Linked DNA regions of Mus musculus: region 1 is linked to region 2. The links are chromatin loops, found by intact Hi-C in ENCODE. Cell type or tissue: heart. All regions are shown on one strand. Each heading gives the region's core, and the rest is flanking DNA. Links, peaks and the distances in the headings are about the cores only.

Region 1 (12,164 bases), core at 2,400-10,399, 650 kb before region 2:
TGTAGGGAAGCCACCATGTGCTGAAAGTGCAGTGGTGGTTAGACAGAAATCAATCCTCCACGATGTTACAGACCGCTGTCTTATTTTCCTGATTTATTTTAATGAATACTTTAACAGAAACAGTCACATTCGCAATAACATCTGCTAATTCCTCTCTTACCAATCTCATTTTCTTTCTTCCTCATGAATCTTACAGAGAGAGATTCACTCACAGAGACAGTAAGTTGTTGTGTGAGAGGCCACATCACCTACTTACAGCAAAGCTAATATTAGACTCTCAAGTTCACCTCCTACCTCATCTCCACGGTGGCCCAGTAATAGAGGGTCGTGCGGTTCTCATTTAGAACCACAATTAATGCTTTGTGGCAGGAAGTGAGAATGTTCTAGATGTGTGCTTCTTAAGCTCTGTCATGTGTAGGAAGCACTCAGGATCCTGTCCAAACACAGGATTTTCATTCTGTAGGTGGGAGAAAGGCTTGTGATTTTGCTTTGCTCATAACGTGCCCATTTGAGTTACACTTTGAATGACAAACACTAGATTCTGAGGGAGTTAGAGTTTATGTTTTAGATTTACAGCGGAGAGGTTAAAATGTCCATTTATTGTTCTTGTCTTATGAAATCTGAGTTTTCTTTCCTTAAAGGGGTATGTGTTTTTCTTTACCAGTTCAGGATTCACTTCAGACCTTGGTTCCTGGCCTATGAAAGGCAGGGAAATGTTACTGATCTGCACAATGGAAAGAGACTGGTTTGCAGATGCGCACCATTGGTTTGCTGACTACTAAGCACTTGCCTACTAGGACTTAGCATCCTCATATGGCTTCCAGCATCATGAGGTGATCAAAGGCCAGACTTTTGGAATCAAAACCAAACCTGGCTGGAAGCCTACCTAAACACTTAAGGCTAATGGCACATTATATCATTTGTTTGAGAACATTTGATTTTTTATTTCTTCACCTATGAATGCAGGTAATTATCAATCCTACTGGATGGCTAGGGAGATTAAATGAGATCAAATACACAGTTCACTTAACCCAGCACCTGACGTGGAGTTAGTGTCTAATAAAGGCGGGCATTGTGTCTGATCAGGTCTCAACCTGATTCTGAACTTTTTAAAAAGAGTTTATAACCTAGTGACTGAAGCAGGCAAGACCCTTAATAATTATATTTATTTTAAATTTAATATTTAATGCATAATTAACAAAATATATACATGCATAATATATAAAACTGGGTATATGCATCTATTAGTCAACACTGTAACACAATACTGAGGTAAATGATTGACAAGGATATAAGTGATTTTTGTCATGGCTCCAGACGCTCTAGCTCATGGTGGCTGGTTGTATTCCTTTGTTTGGGATTGTGGTGACACAGTAGATCATGAGATGAGTAAGCGGCTCCCCAGCGACTTCTCTAATGACCTTTTATCAGGATCTACTTGCTAAAGACTCTATCGCCTCTCAATAGTTTGGTCTCGTAGCTAAGGACCAACCTTTAACACATGGGACTTTTGGAACATTACAGATCCCACTCATGACAATACATGCCTGTATAAACTTATAAATATATTTAAACAATATTTAGCATGCTTAATATATTTACCCAATAACTACAAATGCTTGGGAAATATGTACATTTATAAATATAAATATAATAATTTACAACAAATGTTTACACACAAGTATATACATGTAAATAAAATACATGTAGCATATATGTTACATAAACAATGTAAATGTCAATAGTAGATTAAAATATTTAAGTAAGCATATGAATTATTTTTCCATATGTTATTTGTCAGTCCACAGTGTATGTGTATATTTGTGCATGGATACATGAATAAAACCAGGCTAATACGCTTGTTGTTATGAATATTATGAGAACCCAGATGGTATAACTGGCTTTCTGAGATAGCAACTACAAAGTCTTGAGATGAGCCTTGAAGTGTCATAATAGGACTCCGGAGGAAACTTTAGGGATGAGGGATCGGAATGAGGGGACCCCAGGTAGGAAGGATTATTTGGCTTAACATGCTTATAAAGATGCCTCAACCATGGGCTGTGGTGAGAACAGAAAGATAGTTTAAAGCTAATCAAAGATGGAATTCTATGTGTGGTATAGCCAGTAACTCTGGAACATTGTTACGGCCATTGGAAACCCTTATGTCTGCTCTCTAATTCCTTCAGGACTTAAACTATAAATATGATCGAGCCGTGCAAGAGTCTTTGAAAACTCTCAGCAAGTGCAGCCTTTGGGAAACTGTCCCCAGGGGGCATTCAGCATGGCCCCACTCTTGGGCAGCTAGGTACTGAAAGGAAAACTCAGGGATGAATTGTTTTGAAGAGGAGAACAGGTGAATTGTTGACACATAGGGGATTCGAAAGTGCAATTCAAGAGGTAAAAAAGAAGATGGCCTAGTCGGCCATCATTGGAAAGAGAGGCCCATCGGTCTTGCAAACTTTATATGCCTCAGTACAGGGGAATGCCAGGGCCAAGAAATGGGAGTGGGTGGGTAGGGGAGTTGGGGGGAGGTTATGGGGGACTTTTCAGGTAGCATTGGAAATGTAAATGAAGAAAATACCTAATTAAAAAAAAAAGATGTAGAGCTCTGTCTTACTGATGTTCCTGTGGCTGCTAGATCCCTCCCTTTCAGCTGCCCTGGATGGGCATAGACTCTGCAGGTTCCTAAAGACTGAAGGCAAAACGCTGTGGTGAATGAGCAAATCTTTAATTCTCTTCTTCACCACCGCGTTATTACTGCCTAACCCAGGAAACTGGAATCAGAGAAGGAGTATTCGACAATTAGAAGCTGATGAACCTCTTTCATGTCACATGTCACCTCATTGCCCTTTGTCATACAAATGACCTCTTAAATTCTTGTTCCTTGAATATATGTTGAAAAATAAAATGATTATATTTTGTAGCTCCCTTCATCTGAGGATTATAATCTTCCAAATGTGAACTGAGACCGACAGTGCCCTGGGAGGTATATAAATATTCGTTTGTTGCTATCTAGATGGAGATGATGATTAACAAAGATATTGCACAATTTGCTCTTAACAAGTGAGTTTCTCAGATAGAGGAGTTGCATTTCTACCCTCTTCGACAAGCCCAGTGATTGCCAAACCAAGAAAAAGTCTTTATTCATCCCTTAAATGAGTGTGCTCAATTGAAGCATAGCTTTTCACTCCCAGGCTGCTTAAGAATCTAGAGACCATTCAGGATAAAAAAAAATGATAATTTACTTTTCAAAAATGGAGAACTTCTTATTTAGCCTCATGAATTTATCGTTACATCCAGAGAACCCCAGAATGAAGAAGATATGAAATTACGATTACTAAGAGTTCTCTCTGTCTTGTAAACCTACCCTGTCTTTAGATTTATGTCATATAGGATGCTCCTAGTCCAGTGCTTTACTGTCTTCAAGGCAAATAACTTCTTAGGATATGCCAGAACCTAGGATTCCCATACATTTCCCCTCACCAGCCAACTCTGCTTACCTGAGCACTCAGTGACACACACTTTGCCCACAGCCCAGTATCATTCACATTTTCTTGCTTGACTATAAAAGGATACCATGGCGTTTGACAGAAGAGACCTGGAAGACTGAATAGACAGGGCACTTGCTCAGGAGAGACTACACGACTGGGGGGTATAAGGCTGTTAGACTACCCCACCCTAAGCACACGCCCCTCAGAGTTCCTTATCAGGGATAAAAGGCTTAATCTATGTCTTTTTCTGTGCTTTACTTCCGCCACAGCAAATTTAAAACTCTGACATCCATTTTTGCCTGGTGACTATGGCTGTGGGCCTGAAGCGGGGAATTTGACTATTGCTTAAGAAGGTGAGAACAGAGCATCAGGTCTCTTCACAGGTGGGGTAGCTATCCGTCTGTTCACTGATAACCTAACCTCTGTCTGCCCAGCCACACCAGCAATCTCCCCTGGATGAGGAACTCTTGGGATTCAAGGCTCACTTTTGTGGCTCGACAGAGTTTCTGCCTCTTGTTCCGTTTTCTCATCCTCTCTTCAACTTCCCTGTAAAAAATCTGGCGGCCGCTGCAGGCCCCTTCTCTTGATTATCATGACATCCCTGCTCTATTATTATCCTTGGGAGGGAGACTTTTAGAAAGATTGTTTGTTTTGCTGAAGAACTGGCAAATGACGTGCTGCAGAAGTGACATTTGACTCGTAGAGGCCAGGCAATCTGGACAGGGAGAGAATTTCTATAAATCCCACATGTTTTTCTCCGTTTCATTTTAAATGCAGCATCTGTCGCGTATACCTGCCAAGGAGGGTCATATTTTTATTTTCACCAATAATTCTAGGGAACCGGCGATTGCCCAGATCCAACAACTTGGATTCTTCCCTGGCTTTTCTATTCAATTGGGCTATTCTTTCCAAACATGAAAGATTTGATGTAGAAGAAAATATCTCTTTGGCACCAACACATAAAACTGCGGACATGTGCTATTTCCAAAAAAGCAGCCTACTTGAAGAACAAGATGGAAATTTAATGGCAGCTTTAATTTTAAGACGCTTACAATATTACACCAGCAAGAAAGAATTCAGCACCAGCTGTGTGTCTGAGAAACCAAGGGACTGATTAAGTCTGTCACATGGACTGCTTCTAATCCTGAGTGGTAGGTGTATACCTAGCGTTCAGCAAATCTGCTCAAGCAAGGCCAACTTCAAAGATAGTGTGTCGGGGTGTTCAGACAATATTTGGAGGTGACTGTGTAGATGATAGCTGGAGGGGGAGGAGAATAAAATGCTTCAAAACAGTTGAGGTTAGTCTCCCCCTCCCAAATCATTGAAATTCACTGAAGACCAAGATATTTTGAGGTCTCTTAACAGTGATTTAATACTTCTTTTCGGTTTAGGGGAACTTTGTATGCAAAAGGAAGATAAAATAAGTAGGACAAATTAGTAGTGTTTCTATTTTAATAAGGAGTAAACTTCAAATGGAAACAGGAGACATCCTGTCTACAAGGACCGTTAGCCAACTGCTTGATGCATGTGTCTGCAAAGACGGCTGGGCATCATCCAATGGGTACAGATGGGATGATTTAGGGACAAACAATCCTTATTTTGTTACTTCTGTGCAATCTCTTGGACATACCTACCTTTATAAGAATTCTGTTATATAGATATAAAAGCCTTAAGTACACATCAAGAAATTCTACAGAAAGTGTCTTGGCTAATACCCAGGGTTATTAAACTATAACATGCTACTGGTTCACCTTCACTGCAGATCTACTATCTTCTAGGATATTAATAACGAGGGTTCCTAGTCATAGAGCTTTTAATTTCTTCTTTCCTTCCTCCATTTATCCTTCCTTTCCTTCTTCCTCCTTCCCTCCCCCCTTTCCTTTCCTTCCTCTCTCCCTTCCTTTCTTCCTTCCTTCCCTTCCCCCTCCTTTTCTCCCTTCTTCCTTATTCCTGTCTCCCCTCTCTCCCTTCCTCTCTCCTTTCTCCCTCCTTCCCACCTTCCTTTTATTTTGCATACATATTTTGAGTCTACTACAGAGAGTCATTCTGAGTATTTCTTATGTACTGGGGAGCACACTTGCTTGAGATGAGTTTAAACTTCCTCCTCAGTGTGCTGAGTGCTCCCTCTGGCATATGAGTCTTCTGAGTGGGCTACTGGGAAGTTTAGAGTCAGGCTTCTGTCACTCCACATCCAGGTAAGAATTTATCATATCCATATTTCTGTACTAGCACTACTCTTGGTGTGAAGATATTTTCTTCCCTTGTTTGCTTTTCCAGTTTCTTTTAAACTTTTAATACCAATTTTAAAATCTTAATTTTTAATCATACTGTGAAAGCCACTTAAATTTTTTTGTGATTGACTTACATATTTTTATATGTTTCTACATAAGTTCATGTGTACCATGTGTGTGCATGCAGTACCCACAGGGGCCAGAAGGGAGCATCTGATCCTCTGGAATGGGAGCTACAGGTCACTGTACACTACCCAGTGTGAATGTTGGGAATTGAACTGAACCCAGGTACTTTGGGAGAGAAGTAAGTGATCTTTCCTGCTAAGCCGTTCCAGCCTTCACTTAAAAATCTCTATCAAACTCAGAGATAAATGAAACAAGAAGTGCGGATATTTTGAAAATATGTCTAACCTAGACAGAAAAGCTTTCACTCTGCTTTTTTTGCACGGGTGACAGAGTTGGCAGGAGGATTCAGCTGAATGTGGAATTACAAATGTTATTATAAATAATTAACCCATCCAGGTCATAATGAGGATAATTATTTTTTGTGTTTCTTTATCCCTTTGGGGTATGCAATAATTAAATCAGTACTTTGCCAAGTCGCATTTAAATATTGTTATTGGTTGAAACAAAATGCAAAGCTTTGGTCTTATTTGATATGTATAAAAGCAAAGAAAGGTACGGAGAAGGTAACACTCAGGTGGATTTACTGAGGGTTCCAAGTGATGCCCTAAATAACTATTTTGGAGCTCGGTTACATGCAGGTGGTAGGATTTATGTTCTGGATGCTTAAAACACTTTCTCTGTGGAGAGAAGATTATTAAGTCCTAGCGAGCCTGAGTGCTCTGTGCCAGTGCTAACCATTAGGTTTTGGCTCTGAGCCATGACTGTCCACTCTGCAGTGGATTCCGCCACCAAAGGGGAGGTCATTAAGGACTGTTCTCTATTCTTGTTAGTATGTTTCAATGTAATTAAGAGAACTTGCTCACCAGATGCTTCCCTTCCTGTCAGCAAGTGCCTCCAGCTTAATGGGCTACTTAGGATTCTTTAAGTGGGTGAGGCGGGAAGCAAATTTAAAATATATCATCTTTGATCCTCCCACTTCTAATTAGCTCTAAAGGTTTTAGATAGTAATGTAAAGGGGTCAGGGAAATGAAATCACTCTAAGCAATCAAAGGCTCACAGAAGTCGGATAGGAGCTTTATACGGACCAGGGAGTGCCTATTCCTCTCTACTAAGTTTCTACTCAGCTCAGCAAAAGGGCAGAGATGGTGCCAGCCTACCACCAAGACATCTGTGGAGTCTTGGGACTGAGGTGGTTTTAAATGTGACGAGACGAAATCCAGCAAGTGCTTATCGAGTTCGCTCTAGACTTCAGAAATTGCTTTTGATTCTGGGGAAAAGACGGTGCCCCACTTTACCCCAGAGTTTAGGGACTCATGGGGGATTTAGACATGCAGTCTGGTAGCTCACAGAGAGTTTAGTGAGAGCTTTACTAGACACTTGGTTCTCAGCCCGGCGTTCATACATCTAGGTCAAGTTCAGGTATGTCCTGTCTTTTGTGTGGCATTGTGTGCATGACAGGGCTGCTTCAGCCAACCTTACCTATCTAATTCCTCTCATCGGTGTTTGTTTTATTAGTTTTACTTGTGAGCCACTTCTAGCTAGCCAACTTGGAGGACTGGGCTCTTGGTTGAACCTGTAGTACACACTTTTGCGCCAAGAAATGGCTGATTGAAATGGTCCCCTTTTCACTCAATGTTATGATCAGACGAGGACCAATGTAGTTAAGTGATAAAAATAAAGTCCACATAGCTAAGCCAAGAGGTTTTTCTCTCTCAATGTCACATTTAGGAAATGAGACATTATTTTTAAAAAAAGTAACAAGAATATTTCATTCATAGTCTCTTGGTGATTATTGTAAAAATCCACACAAGGCAGGTGGGCACATCAAGACTCAGTGATTGGTGTGACGGGCACAAAAACTGCTCAGTTCTGAAATCGAGGGCTCTCTCTTAAGCACATCTTGTTTCTTCCCTAATGTCAAGATAGAAAACTGCAATGCTGTGAGCCAGAATATAGTACAATCATAAAAATTTCTCTTTTTTTTTCCTCAGAAACATATTAACTTTGCCACTTCTGAATGGTTATCCTGAGATGTAAACTTTTCCTTTCTATATGGAGAAATGTTTTAAGTCATGCAAGGCTTCTAGTGGGCTAAGATATTACATAAGGTATCACTAAGATATTAGTGATGAGAAATAGCTTTAAAGGTTGTTTGGGAGACAAGATGAAATGGCCTAGAGCCATGACTGCATGCTATTTCACACAGGAAAGGCTGGGATGGAAGTGAATGTGCTAAAGAATGAGCTAGAAGAATGTAGTGTGTGTACTAGCCAGAGTGCTTATTGGCTTAGTTATCATGCACTATAGCTCAGATTTTAGGACAGTTTCACCCATTCACTAAAACTCTTAGGATCTCTCTGTCTGAATGTGACAAAAAGTCTAAATCAATCACTTTAAGCAAAATTGGTGTCATTGGTTCCCAAACTGGATAAAGTCCACAACTCTGCCTTTGGGTATAGTGTAGGTCAAGAATCAGCTCTTACCACTTTGTTCTACCTATGTAGGCTCTTCTTTCTCAGCAGTGATTCAATTTTGTCTCTAAGTGGTGAACTCAAACTTTAGACTTCCTTCATCATGGAATTAGTCATTGGAAGTAGAGTTTACTTCTTGAATAGCTCAAATGAAGTTTAAGAATTGAATTCCATTAGCTTGAACTACGTTTTTGTCGTAGTTTGAGTTATTTCTTTGTTGTAATTTTATATTTTTGTAATTCTAGGTAGCAGTATTATACAGCTACCTTCTTGGTGTGACTCACACTAGACATTGCATCCTCCCTGGCCTATGCTATTGGCTTGACCATATGACTCATTGGGAACACTAGGAAATGTGGTGTAAAAGAAGTTTATATACGCAGTTGAGTTTGCTTTCTTGTTACACCCCTGCCGTCACGTAAGAAGAACATGCCTTTCATAAATGATTTGTGAAAGAAAGAAAACCTGGCATGATCCTGGATGCTAGGACTGGATTAAAGCTGGCATCATGTGAAGAGCCTTAATTAGTTAATCTCCAGGCAGCTTCTGAGGGGAAAGAGCGAAAAGCTTGTTCTTAGAAGCCACTGAGGTTTGGACTGACTTGCTATCTAGCGTTGGTGTGACTGTTGCTTTATTTCATTTTATTTTATTTTTTGAAACAGGGTTTCTCTACTACTATCCATGGCTGGCCTCAAATTCAGAGATCTGTATCTCAAACGCTGCGCTGAAAGGCAAGTGCCACCATGCTGCCCAACCCATTCATCCCTCTCTGCTGGTGTGACCATTGCTACTTGATATGATTAGCAGCCTTTGCCTGTTTAGACATCAACTCGAAGTGTTCCCAGGTGAACACAAATCTGTAACTTCCTATGTCCGAAGGCAAGAGGTGAGAATGTGATCAGATAATTCCAGGGCATGAGCTCTGTTCTCCGAACTCAGTGGTTGAATCTGGCTGGTTTTAGAGACAAAGGATGAAAGGACAAAGGCATAACAGCAATAACCAAACACTGTTGAAAATGGCACCTGGTGACTGATCATTCGTCTCCTCTCATGGCTTCCTTTGTTCCATCTGTGATAACATTAGAAATAGGCTTGTAGGGGGCAGGGAGCTTCAGGAAAAGATACAAGCAAAGTCTGGCCTTCTGTGGGTACTCAATACTACTATTTTATTTTCATGTTAGTAATGACATATTAGTGTGACTTAGTACCAACAGGTGGAGCTCACATGGCACCAGTTTTAGTTAAGAATAATGGAGAATATCAATGCTCAAATACACTGTGTGAAAAAAATCAAATGAGTGTATGAATGTCAAAGGGAGTGAGTGCTTTGTCTTGGAGACTGTTCCAGATGACAGTCATAGTGAATGGAACAGCAAGCTTCCTGGGATCACCAAGAGCATGTATTATGTAAATGTCTGGGAAAATCCTACAAGTTTACATTTGTTGTAGAGGGAGCCAACTTCACTCATGCCGGTGCCTGATGACAAGACATGGAAGCTGTTATTCGCCAGAAGACTGACATCTGGATGCACTTGAAACCATTCTGCTCTAGTGAAAGCATTCACTTTATTAGTGATGTCCCAGTTTGGATGATAACACTACATGGTCCACCCTGATTATAACTCTGATGACAAGTCATCAAATAGAAGTACAGATACTCTTGTTATTTGTGAGACACGTGTTTCCTCCTATAGATGTTGCCGGCTCTCTGTACGTCAATCAGCTGCCACTCCCTTTTGATCCTATCTCCCAAATTCCTCCCAATGTGCCCCTTCTTTTAAGCCTTACTGCTTTAGTTCAGGCTCTTGTTACTTCTTGCCTGGAGCATTGTTAAATCCTCCCAACAGCCCAGACTCATTCTGTTATCCATAAAGCCACTGCCTCTGGTGTTGACTTTTAAAGCATACCATTGATCTTGCTGAATCTTTTTATTCACCTGGAGAAAAATGAAGTTTTAGTATGTGCCTTAGTGGATCACATAAAAACAGATGGAAGGATTTTCATTGAAAGGGAAGAACATGTTTCGGATTGTAGGATTTAAGATACCGCATGCATTATGTAGACTATGTTAAACTCCCCTATCGGCACCAAGGAGGGGTTCTCAGTGGTATAGATCACTAACCCTCAGAGTATCTAAGTAAAAAGCATAGGAAGAGCATAGTTTCTACATAGAAGAGACACAGCTAACGATGTCAGCCATAAGAAAACAAGATGGGTTCTAAGCTGTGTCAAAAGGCATGCCTAAGGACTGGACTTCTGAAGTGTGGGTGGTAATTTGCAATATGAGTGGATTATCCATGGAGTTACTTTTCTTGAGGGCAACTTCTTCTGGTGCTTGCTGAAGTGGATCTACCAACTTCCCAGGTCATCAGTGGGTGTTCTATGAAAAAGCATCCTAAGAAACACTGTACGACCACCTGTATCTGTGTTTCAAGTGTCCTCACGTGAGGCATCATGTGATGTCAGGTGGTCACCCACCATTTTTTGTCATGGAAATATTTCTGGTAAAGTCAGAGCTCAGCTCAAAAGCCACATCCTCCACAAGACTTTATCAATTCTTCCAGAGCTTCATTTCCCTTTACAATACTTTCTGCTGTTTGTGAAAATCTCTTTTAAAATGTAGGCATCTGAGTCCATGGGTAGGCTCACACTGTATACCCTGGAGAGGAGGAATACTGCCTTGCCTTAGGGACCTTCATTAAAGCTTTGCTCATAGAGATTATTAATAAATATTTGATAGGTGAAATATATTTAAACAGAGGATCTTCCTTGACCCACTTTCTCATCATGAAGAATTGTAATATCTCTGGAAAGATCCTAAATGCCACACTAGGCCATTGTCTGACCAGGATGGGAGAGCAGAGCATCCCTCCTGGATGGAGAAGTTGCTTGTTTTGTAATTAACAAATGGCTGGAAACCACATCAAACCTTTCAGGTTTTAGAGTTCAGAAGTTTGTAAGAAGCTGTGGAAAGTCAGGTAAAGGACTAATTCTAATTCCTGCATTCCTAAATTTGCCTCTAAAGTGGAGTATGTGGAAGGTGGTTCTGGAGGAGCCACTTATACAATTCACCTATTGGGGCAAAAGTCTCTAGAGAGTATCAAATCTTAGTGAAGTTATTGGCCTCAATTAAAGTGATTTTGAACGACCTGATGGATTCCAGTCAGTGGGATATCAGGTTGCTTCCTTTGGAGTATGCAGGTTTAAACCAACAACCCCAAGGACCTATCTTGGAAGCATAAACCATTTGGACGGTAACCCTTCTTTCTGGCACCATGCCTGAGAGCAGAGATCTGCACTTGGAATAGATCTCACCTGGGATTATTCAGCTTGCAAGCTTGTCGCTCTGTGGGAAAGAAACTGGTTTGAAATCTGATGAAAAGTAAGTACCTGGCCTTTTCAATAGACATAGCTCATGACAGGATTGTGAAGAAGCCAGTTGAAACATTCTAGGTAGAATGCTGTGTGAATCCAGATGGTGCGAGATACCCAAATCAGACTCCAGGAGGATGCCAACGGGACAGAGTCCAAAGGGCTGTTGCTGCGTTGGATTGATCCCCAGACAATCAGACCCCAATCTGGACCTGACACAGGGAAAGAGAATTAAGGTGAACATTTAGCAACTAAAGAATTCTGTAAACATATGATCAAGCCATCTTTGACCCCCTTTAATGGGAGTGGTCAAGGAACTGCATCTGCTTTCTTAAAGGAGTGCGAAAGAGAAGAAAGAGAGTGAACCCTGTGGAGTCAGTGGCCAAGACAGGGCCCTGCAGGGATTTCTTGGGGTGATCAGAGGATGAGCTGTGCAGATGAAATCACACCCACCCACTGTCAGTGCCTAGACT
Region 2 (11,004 bases), core at 2,190-10,189:
GGATTTTCAGTTTTCATTAGCGCCATAATTAAAACCACATTTTCAGCTCTATTACCTGTAACAAGAAAGGAATGAGAAATGAGGTTGCCAGGGTCAGGCTTTTCCAGCTATTTATCCTGAGGATCTGCAGGCCACAAGCTGTTGAATTTGCTGTAAACCAGAGCGAGTGGCCCAACGTCGCACCCCGACCCATCCTGTGTGGCTTGGGAGGCACATTTATGAGGTCACTTCCTTTGAGTGGCCACTGGGCCTTGATGTCTGCAGTGCACACAGGAGGCGGGCAAACCCACATTCCACCCCAGGGCTGGAATCAGCCCGTGCCCTAGGAAGGGACTTTTCTCCTGTGCAGACCCAACTGGAGACAAGGGCTGGACTGAGCAATGGCTCAGTGGTTAGAGCACTGCTCTTGCAGAGTACCTGAGTGGGTTCCTAGTACCCATATCAGGCAGTTTACAACTGGACACCTCGGGCCTTGTGGGCAACTGCATTCACATGCACGTACCCACACACATATACATAATTAAAGATAAATAGTAACTCTTAAAAATAATCCAAAGACCATAATAAGGAAAAGAAACAAAGAGAAAAGGACTCAACAGAGACACATCCTGAACAGCCCCAGGATATCCAGTCCTCAGACAGCCTCACTGAGGACAGCAGTCCTAAAGCCATCAAGAGCATCACGCAGGAGGGGGCAGGAGGGGGCTAGACTGGCATGGGAATGTTACCCCCAACACACACACACACACACCACTCCTGTGACCAGCACACACATGCACACACATGAACTTCATAAAGTCCACCCTGCATGCAGCAAACCTTGTCTCTCAGCTTCAGAGCAGACCCTGGAGCAGATGCTGGGATCCTGGCCAGTCCCTACCACTGTGCTGGGCCCATTCGCCCTCACTGTTCTCTCCCGTGCTGGGGTGTTTGTGTGTCTGCTTCTGCCTCCTCCTCCTCTGCCACACAACCTGTTCCCGGCACAGTGGCCAGACTTCATTACTGCTCTTCACAAACCCTCCGGTGGCGGGACTCCAAGCCTCTCACAATAGCTGCCTGGGCCCTCACCGTGCATTTGGAGGCCCCATCCCTCTCCTCCCTCTTGTCCTGGGGTTTCTCTCATTGCACCTCCCACAGGCCTCTTCCTCTACGTTTCAGGTGCCCCGACTGGGGCTGGCAGTTCCTGTCCTTCTGCCTGGAATTCACAGGGATCTGAGAATTTCAGACTTTGCCTACTGGAAATTTCTCTTTCTTTTTTACTGGGAAAGACTTTCTGGCCACCTAACTTCATGACCCGAGCCACCAGTGTCCCACGCACACAGCTAGCCACGGCAGCGTCCATTTCTCCTCCTGCTTCTCTTCGCTTCCACATATGGCTATTTACTAGTTGGCATGTCCCCAGTCCATAGAGCCCAACCGCAGTAAATAGTCAACGATGTCAAGAGAATGCCAGGGAGAAATGACTAGGGTCGGATGGCAGCAGTTGTCTTTCTTGGGAGGTTGCGGGGTGGGAGTGGTGACTAGTCCCCTGCCACTCAGATAGAAAGTGAGGAAACCAACCATTCTCAGACCCACCATCCTAAAGATGGGTGTATGGCAAGTCCTTGGAGTCTGCCCAGCAAGCCCTCCACAGCAAGTCTTCAGTAGCTCTTGATGAGTAGCTCAAGCTGGACTCCCACATGTAGGGGCAGGGATCTCTGACACTTACCCAACAGCATTGTCCTCCTAGCAACCCATTCCAGGTCCTGGGCAACTAGGCTGGCACACTGAGTCCTGACTTTGATGGTTAATTTGGATTCTCCTTGGCTGGGCCACAAAACCCAGACCCAGAGTCAAACACAATTCCAGATAGCTGTTCCAGAAAGCATTCGGGAAGGAGATTTGTACCCAAAGTTGTGGAGTTTGAATCAAGCCAATGGGCTTCTGTGACCTAAGTGGCCCTGTCCGATCGGAATGGGAAGTCTGCATAGAACAAAAGGCTGGCCTCTCTTCACTGGAGGAACTCTGCATCCTAGGTCCTTCAGACATGAGAGGCAGCCCTGGCTCTCCCCCTGTCTCCAGTGGGACAACTCAGGAGGTCTGGATTCCCCAGCCTCCATGATGTGTGAACCAATGCCTTACAATTCATCTCCATTTATCTACGTGCCCATTCTCCTCGTTCTGACCCTGGGGGGTGGGGGTGGGGGGAGCTTGATTAAAACACATGCCTAAGCTGTGAAGAGTACATTCTCCTGGGGTCGACCTCCTTCCAAGACCCACTTGCTTGAGAAACATGAAGGTACAATCAGATGGGAGTTCTTCCCAACATCACCCAGTCACTCCACTTCCAAGGACACCCTGGTGGTCACTTCCCCTGTATAACAAAATAAAAAATAAAATAAAAAAAAACCCTTCTTTGCCGGTTTATTCATCAAAATAAAGTGACTTCATTGTTTGGGGCCTCTGGGAAGAGCAACGCACTGTGGCAAGAGCCATGGTCAAGCAAGCAGCTTCTATCAGGAAATGAGAAGCACACAGGAAGAGGTCGGCTTGGCCAGGGAGAGACTCCTGTGGGTAAGGACACTTGGCCTCAAGCCTGATGACCTGACTCTGACTCCTGGGACCCATATGACAAGAAAACTGACTCCAGCAGGTTGTCTTCTGACACACACATACAGAGAGAGAGAGAGAGAGAGAGAGAGAGAGAGAGAGAGAATAACTTTAAGAGACCTGACCAGGTATGGTGGTTTGTATATTCTTGGACCAGGGAGTGGCACCATTTGGAGGTGTGGCCTTGTTGGTATAGGTGTGATCTGGTTGGAATAGGTGTGTCACTGTGGGTGTGGGCTTAAGACTCTCACCCCAGTTGCCTGGAAGTCAGTCTTTCACTAGCAGCCTTTGGATGAAGACATAGAACTCTCAGTTCCGCCTGTGCCATGCCTGCCTGGATGCTGCCATCCTCCAGTGGTGATAATGGACTGAACCTCTGAACCTGTAAGCCAGCCCCAATTAAATGTTGTTTATATAAGACTTGCCTTGGTCATGGTGTCTGTTCACAGCAGTAAAACCCTAACTAAGACACCACGGTTCTATATTATCTTCAAAAGTACATCCTCAATGAGATATACTTCTCAGGGCTGGAGAGATGGCTCAGTGGCTAAGAACACGGACTGCTCTTCCTAAGGTCCTGTGTTCAAATCCCAGCAACCACATGGTGGCTCACAACCATCCGTAATGAGATCTGATGGCCTCTTCTGGAATGTCTGAAGATAGCTACAGTGTAGTTACATGTATAATAAATAAATAAATCTTTTAAAAAATCAAAAACAAAAGAAATGAAAAAAATCAACAACAAAAAAAAGGAATCTGAAAAAAAAAATAAAGAGAGATGTACTTCTCAATGAGAAAGGCTAAAGCAGAGGACAAAATTAGATCCACTAGGACCGGGGTAGGTGCAGGAGAAGTGGGAATTGCATTCTCAATGGAGGCTCTTAGGGAAGGAATGCCTACTTCCTTCCCTGTTTTTGAATGACTCCTTACAGCTCCCAGCATGCAAGTCATTGCCACCAAGAGCTTAAAGACTTAGACCCTTGTTCCTGAAGGTCCCATCACCTCCCACTAGTGCCACCCAGAGGCCAAGTCTCTAACCCAGGGATATCTGGACCTCTGGTGGACACTTTACCCAGTGCACAGCAGCTGTGGGGATAGGAACATACTTCTTTGTTTATGATGCCATTGTGAGCCATTTTAGTAGGAGCGATAATGCGGCTGCAGATGTCATGTGTAAACATTGCATCGTGGCTTTGTGCTCGTGTGTGAGTGAGTCTGAGAGGCTGCACGGGAGCAGCGGTTGAGAGTAAGGCTGGCCTGTCAGCACCCCAGTCAAACCGCTGAGTCAAATCCACCAACCCCCTACATTTGATGTCTGTAAAAATGGATGCAATCATAGAAACGATCAGAGGGTCTACCAGACCCTGTGGAGAGACGCAAGTGGGGCTCGCGTTATGCCTGGGAGTGAGGCTTCTCTGAGAATCCTGTTTCTACTTACTGCTGCGTCCTAACCCAGCCCTCAAAGAGTCTTCTGGAAACGTGTACAACGCTTTGCACTTAGCCTCTGTGGGTTGCAAGTAAATAGCAGAAACATCTTAGGGGAGACCTGAGTCCCAGGGAGCTGGCAGTGCAGTGGAGGGGAAGATGTTCTCTTGGTGGACTGAAGCAGGGACCTCAGGCCCCACCTACAGACTGGTCTCTTCTACAGTAGCTCCCCAGTGGTCACGTCCCTCGCTGATTACTTCCTTATGTTACAAGGCCCTCGAATTTTATTGCCAGGCAGGCTGTGAGGGAACTCCACATGTTACTCATGGATTCAGAGAAAAAGTGATACATAAATGCCCACTCCAGAAAAATATCAAACTTTGTTTCTGGCCTGAAGAACTAAAGAGAAGAGAGGATGCATTGTGGTGAGCAGGTAAACGCAGAAACAGGACATAGCTCTGGGCGTGATGGACTAGGAAGAATGGCGGAGGGGAATGGCTTCTCTGTCAACTTTTACAACTACTTGTTTCTATGGTGGAGGGCAGTGGATCCTTGCATGCCCCAGTGCACACACGGAGAAGGGAGGAGAGCTTGCAGAAGGTCAAGCTCTCTCCTTCTACTGTGTGCATCCCAGAAAGTCACCAGGCCCCTTGGCAATTGTCTTCACTGGTCGTCTTACCACCCACGAGTGACTTCTTAATGCCATGGGGTTACTTCAGAGGGTTGGCGATGGTTTGCAATACTGTCAATAAGCTAATTAAGTTAGACATTTTCAAATGGTGGGTTTCATGATATGTGAAATTATACCATAATTTGATTTTTTTGTTAATTAAAAATGTCTGGCTGTGGAGAAACCTATTCAGATGGGATAGACAAAAAAGAAAAGGAAAAAAAGAGAGAGAGAGAGAGAAAGAGGCCAGCTCTTCTGAGAGGCTTCTCTGATACTGAAGACTAAGGGACCAAAGGGAGCCAGCCAGCCCAGGAAGGTGCAAGGGAGCTGAAGGGAGCCAGTGCTGGGCAGGGCAGATTTGCTGTTCCTCACTTGTCTCCAACAGGAAGGGAGAGGGGGTGAGGTTAAAGCAGAGGAAGAAAGCAGGTCCCCTAAGACCCTGGGAGGTGCAGGAGAAGTGGGAAATGCATTTTCAATGGAGGCTCTCAGGGAAGGAATGACTGCTTCCTTCTGCCATTTTTGAATGACCCCTTGCAGCTCCCAGCGTGCAAGTCATTGCCACCAAGGGCAAGGCAAGAGATTCCAGAGAGCTCGTTCTAGCAGCTCAGCTTTCCCACTTTGAACAGAACTGTAACCAAAGGTTACAAATTACAAGATAACTTTGTTACTAGGGAACAAGCAATCTGCAACAATGAGTTTCTTGTCTGTCTGTAAAGGGGTACAGGATCTCCTAACTACAGAGTAAGAAAAAGGGTTTCTGGCTTCTTGTCTGGGGCCAGCGGCTATGCTATTATTAAAACAGGAGTGCCCTCTAAAGGTAAAAGTCTAGATTGCAGTTTACTATTAAACCCAGCCTGGAACTGGATTTAACAGTATGACTGACAAATGACTGTCAGCCACATTCCACTGTGGCAAGCCAGTTCTGTGTTACTGGAACCTGGAGGGAAATATATAAAGGAAGAAAAATTAAAAGTTTTTTGTGCAATTATAATATAAACAATATTCAACATCTTCTGTCTTGAGCAATATTCTCCCTCTGTAGGCTGAAAGGAGAGAGACGGGAGAGAGAGGAAGAGAATGAGGAGAGAAAATAAAACAGGTATTCTAGCTTACAATGTGATTGTTAGGAGACAACATGTGGTGGGATGGTCATCTCATGTTTGGCAAACTACAAAGTAGTTTAGAAATGCAAGACTGTGATATCTAAATGAACAACAGAGTGATACCAAGCCTTCTTGGTCCCTGTGGTAAGGGCATGAGACAGGTGGAGTCCAAGACACCAGCCATTCAGCTGTAGTATGAATGTATTTGAAGAAGTAATGATATGTGGGGAGATTGGGCAGAGAGACAGAGAGAGGTGAGGTGATGGGTGCAAGCATGAAAATATGCTGTAAGTTTTTTGTTTTGTTTTGTTAATTTCATAGGGATGGATTTTTTTTTTCAGAACAAAAAGTCACCAGAAACAAGTATCTAAGTGGTACACACCACAGCTCCCTTGCCCCCAGCACTGGGGAGGGGGATCTATTTGGGAAAGAAAAAGAAAGGGAGGGTACGTGGCACCTCTAAAAGTGGCATCGACGTTTGTAGTGGAGCTCACTCCTTTAAAAGATCCAGGCCACCTTAAGTACCAAAATGAGAAAGTGTCCCTGAGAACTACAGGAGTTGGGGGCTTGAGGTAGATGAAGTCCACCCTGTCTTTATGCAACCTCTGACTGATAGCCATTACAAACCCAAACCTATTCACTAGACAGAATGCTGCCCAGCTCCACCCTTATGTAGCTTTCAACTCTGACCTGTCCTCTCCGTGTTGGCTTTGGTTCCCTCAGTCCACGTGGGAGCCCACAGGCTTTTTCACTCACTTCTCATCTTACCTCCTGCCTCGTCAGCCAGGAATGAAGTAATAATTCACCCGGTTGCTGGCATTCCCATCCATTTGACTGCTCCTTGCCGGCTTCACCATTCAGGCCTTCCAGTGTTGAACTCCATAGCAGAGCAAGCCAAGGAAGGGGACCTGCCTCATGCTGGCTTTTTCAACTCAATGAAAGTCTGGAAAGCAAAGTGAGAGACTATGGCCCACTGGTTTCTTCTTTCTTTGGATTTTGTGCTCTTGTGAGGCTGGGCTGTTTGTAGACTGCATTTCAACTTCAGCCTAGAGAGGGCTTTCACACAGTTTAAAAGAAAAGGCGACTGTTATGTAGAAGCTTGTTAATACAATGCTAAAAAAATAAGTGTGGTTCAGTGAGACCCTGGGTTTCATTCTCAAAACTGGAGGGAGGGGGCAATACTGTGAATGTGTCACATGCATGATCTCACCACTTAAAAGGCTGACACAGGAAGATTGCAATTTCAGAGTCTTGATATGTTGCTAGCCTGGGGGTGCTAAAAATGCAGATGAGGGTACAGGGGGTGATGGTGGGCATGGGACAGGAGAGGAAGGGAGGGGAGGGAGAAGAAACCATGCTGAGATATATCTCAGTAGTAAGCACTGTGTAGCATGTGGCCCATGTCCCAACATTGCAGGAAAAGGAATTAAATAAATATATTACTGGATTCGCTTTTCCTAACGCTAGCCTGCTGTGGTGGCCTTTGAAATATCATATCACTTTTGTGTCCTCAAGTTTGTTCTGTCTGGACTGCAAGGGGCCTGCAGCGCCCCCTATTGGTTGGTTGGTTTAGTGCCAGCTCATAGAGGACACAGGTTCTGACACAGTGTAGAATGCCCCAATGAAAAGGGTTCCAGCTACTTCAACTGCAATGATACAGCCACAAACAGATTTTTCACATCAGAAAGAAAAAAAAACTTATTTTGGAAGAAAAGATCTTTCTCTTTTATTATAATAGAAGGTTTGACATTTGAAATGGGGAGGCACCCAAGACGAGAGTGGTCAGGGGGAAGGCTACACACATGGGGAGGCACCCAAGACTAGAGTGGTCAAGGGGAAGGCTAAGCACAAGACTAGCAAGGAGGTCAGTTCTCAGAAAGACATCCCACAGGTCAAAGCCAGGGATACCTAAGTAAAGTAGACACTTGTGGGCCCGTGATAGGTAGACCTGTTCCCCATTGAGCTAAGGCTCAAAAACCTGGTGATCCTGAAGGGATGGTAGGCGCTTCTCCTGGTTCCCAGGGACTAGGCTCCTGTCACTAGCCTGAGCCCCCACAGATTGGTGGCCATCAGTCACATAAGGGCAACACCTCAAGCCCCCACAGGTAGAGGATGTGACCTGTAGTCACATAGGCTCAAGGCAGAGCTCCATTTTAATGACGTAACTAAAGGCCTGGAGGACTTAGCCAATACACTCTCCTTCCCAGACACTCCTCCCGGCAAAAGGCATTTAACCTCAGGCCCACCCTGAGAAATAGGGTATGGTTTTACTCATTCTCTTTCTGAAATGACAATAAGTGCCTTAAAACCATGGACTGCCTCTTTTCATCAGGATCCAAAGACCTTTGCCTACAGAGCCACCATCTAGTCTCCCCTAGAAGGCCTCTCTGTGCTCCCAGCCACAGCTGCCACCAAGCCCAAGACTGCTGCCCATCAAGTCAAGAACTCCCCCTTGGGACCAGCTAGAGTTCTCCCCGCCCCGGGGTCCTGAGCCACATCCAGCCTATGGGCCCCCACTCCATTCTTAGCTCTTCCTCTGCTCCTAGTGGTGCCTGGGTGTCCAAGAGCCTAAGAACCAGACACCCCAGCCTCACCACAGGCCCAGGAACTCCTACACTAGCTCTGGCTGTCCCACGCCTCAGACTGTACTTCCCCACCCCAGGAGTGTGTCCCAGGCCCGGGGATGGCGTGGGGTAAGTGTGGTCAACTCCCCGTGTCCTGCCTCCCCGAGTGGCCAAGCCTTGTGGTAGAGCAGACGGGGGACCCCATAACCTTACAGACACTGATGGGCCCTAAGCACATGACAAAGCTCTGAAAATGAGAAAAATCACTGGGTTAGCGATCTGGAAGCGTCACGGTGTGCAAGGTGGGAATGAGAAAGGAAGCCATGGAAAACAACATTGCAGGACACATCAGGGCTATCAATTCCTAGCAAGGGCCATTTGCATCAACGTTAACTAACGCGTCTTTAAAAGGGCTAAGACACTGAGCAAAACAAAATATGTTTTTACATGGTACCTGCTGACATCCTCAGCTTAATGTCCTCAGGCAGGGGTCAAATGAGAGGCTGAAACCACATCTGCCTCCGTCACATATTGCATGCACACTCACCACAGCTGGCCTCTGATTATGAAGCCCCTTCATGCCCGCTTGCTCTTACTTTTCTATTGGCTCTTTTGCAAGCGCTTCCTCCGGACAGGAAAGTCTCCACTCTGCTGTGATGTGCAGCATCAGGACTCCAGGCGGCTTGTTGGGGCCTCACTGTGTTTACCTGTGAGGGAGGATGAACGGCTGAGTCAGACCACCTTTGTGAACTTCCAGAACACTCCATTAGATGACGCACAAAGGGTCGTATATTGCATGATCCCATTATCTGAAATATTCCAAATAGATACATCAACACAGTCAGGATACAAACCGGTCTACAGTTGCAAAGGATCGTGGGAGCAGGGATAGGCAAGAAGGCTGCAAGGAGTTTTGCATTGGCATAGTAGGAAGATATCAGGAAGAACCAGAGATGGTGGTGGCTCCGAGTGAGTGAACTAAATACCACTGAACTGTTTACCTGAAAAAAAAAAAATGGTGAATTCTATAAGAATTTCTCCTTGAGTAAGTTATAAAAAAAAAAAAAAAAAAAAAAAAAAAAAAGCCCAAGATTGCTTAAAGTGGAGAGATGCTTGATTTTATACGAAGGGCAGAAAAGAATTCTGGAGGGGGTGATGGAACTGCTGTTTGCTTGGCTGAGGCTGTAATCGCTGTCTGCAACAGCCCAAATTTGCATAGTGATGTACAAATAAGCATGATTTTTACTGTATGTAATTACAATTTACTGTAAAAGCAAAGATGCATCCAATAGAAACAAAATCAATGCTACTGTCTTAAAGCTTCTATTCCTGAAATAAAACGCCATGACCAAAAGCAAGTTAGGGAAGAGGGAAGTCAGGGCAGAAGCTCACGACAGGAACCTGGAAGCAGGAGCTGAAGCAGAGGCCATGGAGGCACGCACTCACTGGCTTGCTCAGCCTGCTTTCTTATAGAAGCCAGGGCCACAGCCGCAGGAATAACACTGCTCATTGATCTGGGACCTCCCACATCGATAATCCCTCACAAAAAAGCACCACAGGCTTGCCCATAAGTCAACCAGATTCAGACATTTTCTCAACTGAGGCTCTCTCTTCCCAAATGACTCTCGCTTGTGTCACATTGACAGAAACCTAGCCACCACAGTTACTAACTAAAATGTGCTGCAGACCACTTCCTGAGAAATAGCTATTACATAGGACGGACCAAAAAGAAATCTATTCTGAAATATTATTCTCCTGAAATAAAACCACATCGGCTACAGCTGAAAGGAGTCCACACTGCCCTCCCCCACTCCGCGTACTCGCTGCTCACCGTGTGAGGATTTGATGTGTATAAGCTTGTTAGAGGTCCTAAAGACTTTTAAACATACATATGTAAAATCATCAATGGTATATAACCAAAGAAAAGTGGAGGTGGAGAAGCAGTCCCTGGTGCTTGAGTTCAAACAAGCTGTGTGTGAGACCAGGCGGCATGTCCAAGGTTGATTGGATAAGAACCTAAAGTATTCTTGGCAATAACGTTTTTGTTACTTTGTTTCATTTTGTTTTTCTACACTTCAAAGGTCTTCTGGCTGTCCAGTGACGCTTGACAAATGCTGTGAACCCTCTTGGCTCAAAATACTATTTTGTCCTTATCCCCCATAGTCCTGTGGAGTTGAATGGGCTCAGCAGTACAGTTCTCGATAGGGAACATCATGGGATGGGATCGCTGCTCAGGCCAGCAGAGGTCTGTAAGTGGCCCACACCTGGCCTCTTCCTAAGACCTGAGGGCCACTGCTCATTGCTAAGTTCCCAGGGGAGTGTCCCAGGAACAAGCATTCCAAGAAATTCCAGCAGAAGCTCTGTGACCTCTGAGGACCCCTGCTTGGAAATCATCCATTTGTCATCCTATCCCCATCTCCACTCTCACCCCACCCCACCCTCCCAAGCTGTTGGTTCAAAAGCAAACTGCCCTGGGGAGATGACTCTGCAGTTAAGAGTGCTTGCAGCTCTTCTGGAGAGAGCCTGGATTCCGTTCCCAATGCCCACATCTGGTGACTCACAACTACCTGGAACTCTGCGGCCTCTGAGGATGACGGCACACATGACATGCTTACATGGACATAGACACATATATAAAAATAAAATAAATATA

Evidence for each region. Hi-C counts contacts between places; a loop is a spot of excess contacts. Peaks named below come from ENCODE experiments on the same cell type or tissue, not always from the same donor. Only the 100,000 strongest peaks of a DNase experiment are listed, where the experiment ranks them.
Region 1: a loop joins it to region 2, with 2.3 times the contacts of the local background. A loop is called at or near these places in 2 of 42 quality-filtered maps.

What each region holds. Positions count from the first base shown.
Region 1 is chr14:46,071,001-46,083,164 of GRCm38, forward strand. No RefSeq gene overlaps it. Among named protein-coding and RNA genes, the nearest start is that of Gm34499, 140 kb to the right of the region's middle. In heart, for the core only: CTCF peaks have their summits at 5,919 and 9,549; no DNase peak of the experiment used is centred there.
Region 2 is chr14:46,718,604-46,729,607 of GRCm38, forward strand. No RefSeq gene overlaps it. Among named protein-coding and RNA genes, the nearest start is that of Cdkn3, 36 kb to the right of the region's middle. In heart, for the core only: CTCF peaks have their summits at 3,646 (motif pointing left), 5,488 (motif pointing left) and 7,336 (motif pointing left); a DNase peak (open chromatin) is centred at 3,628.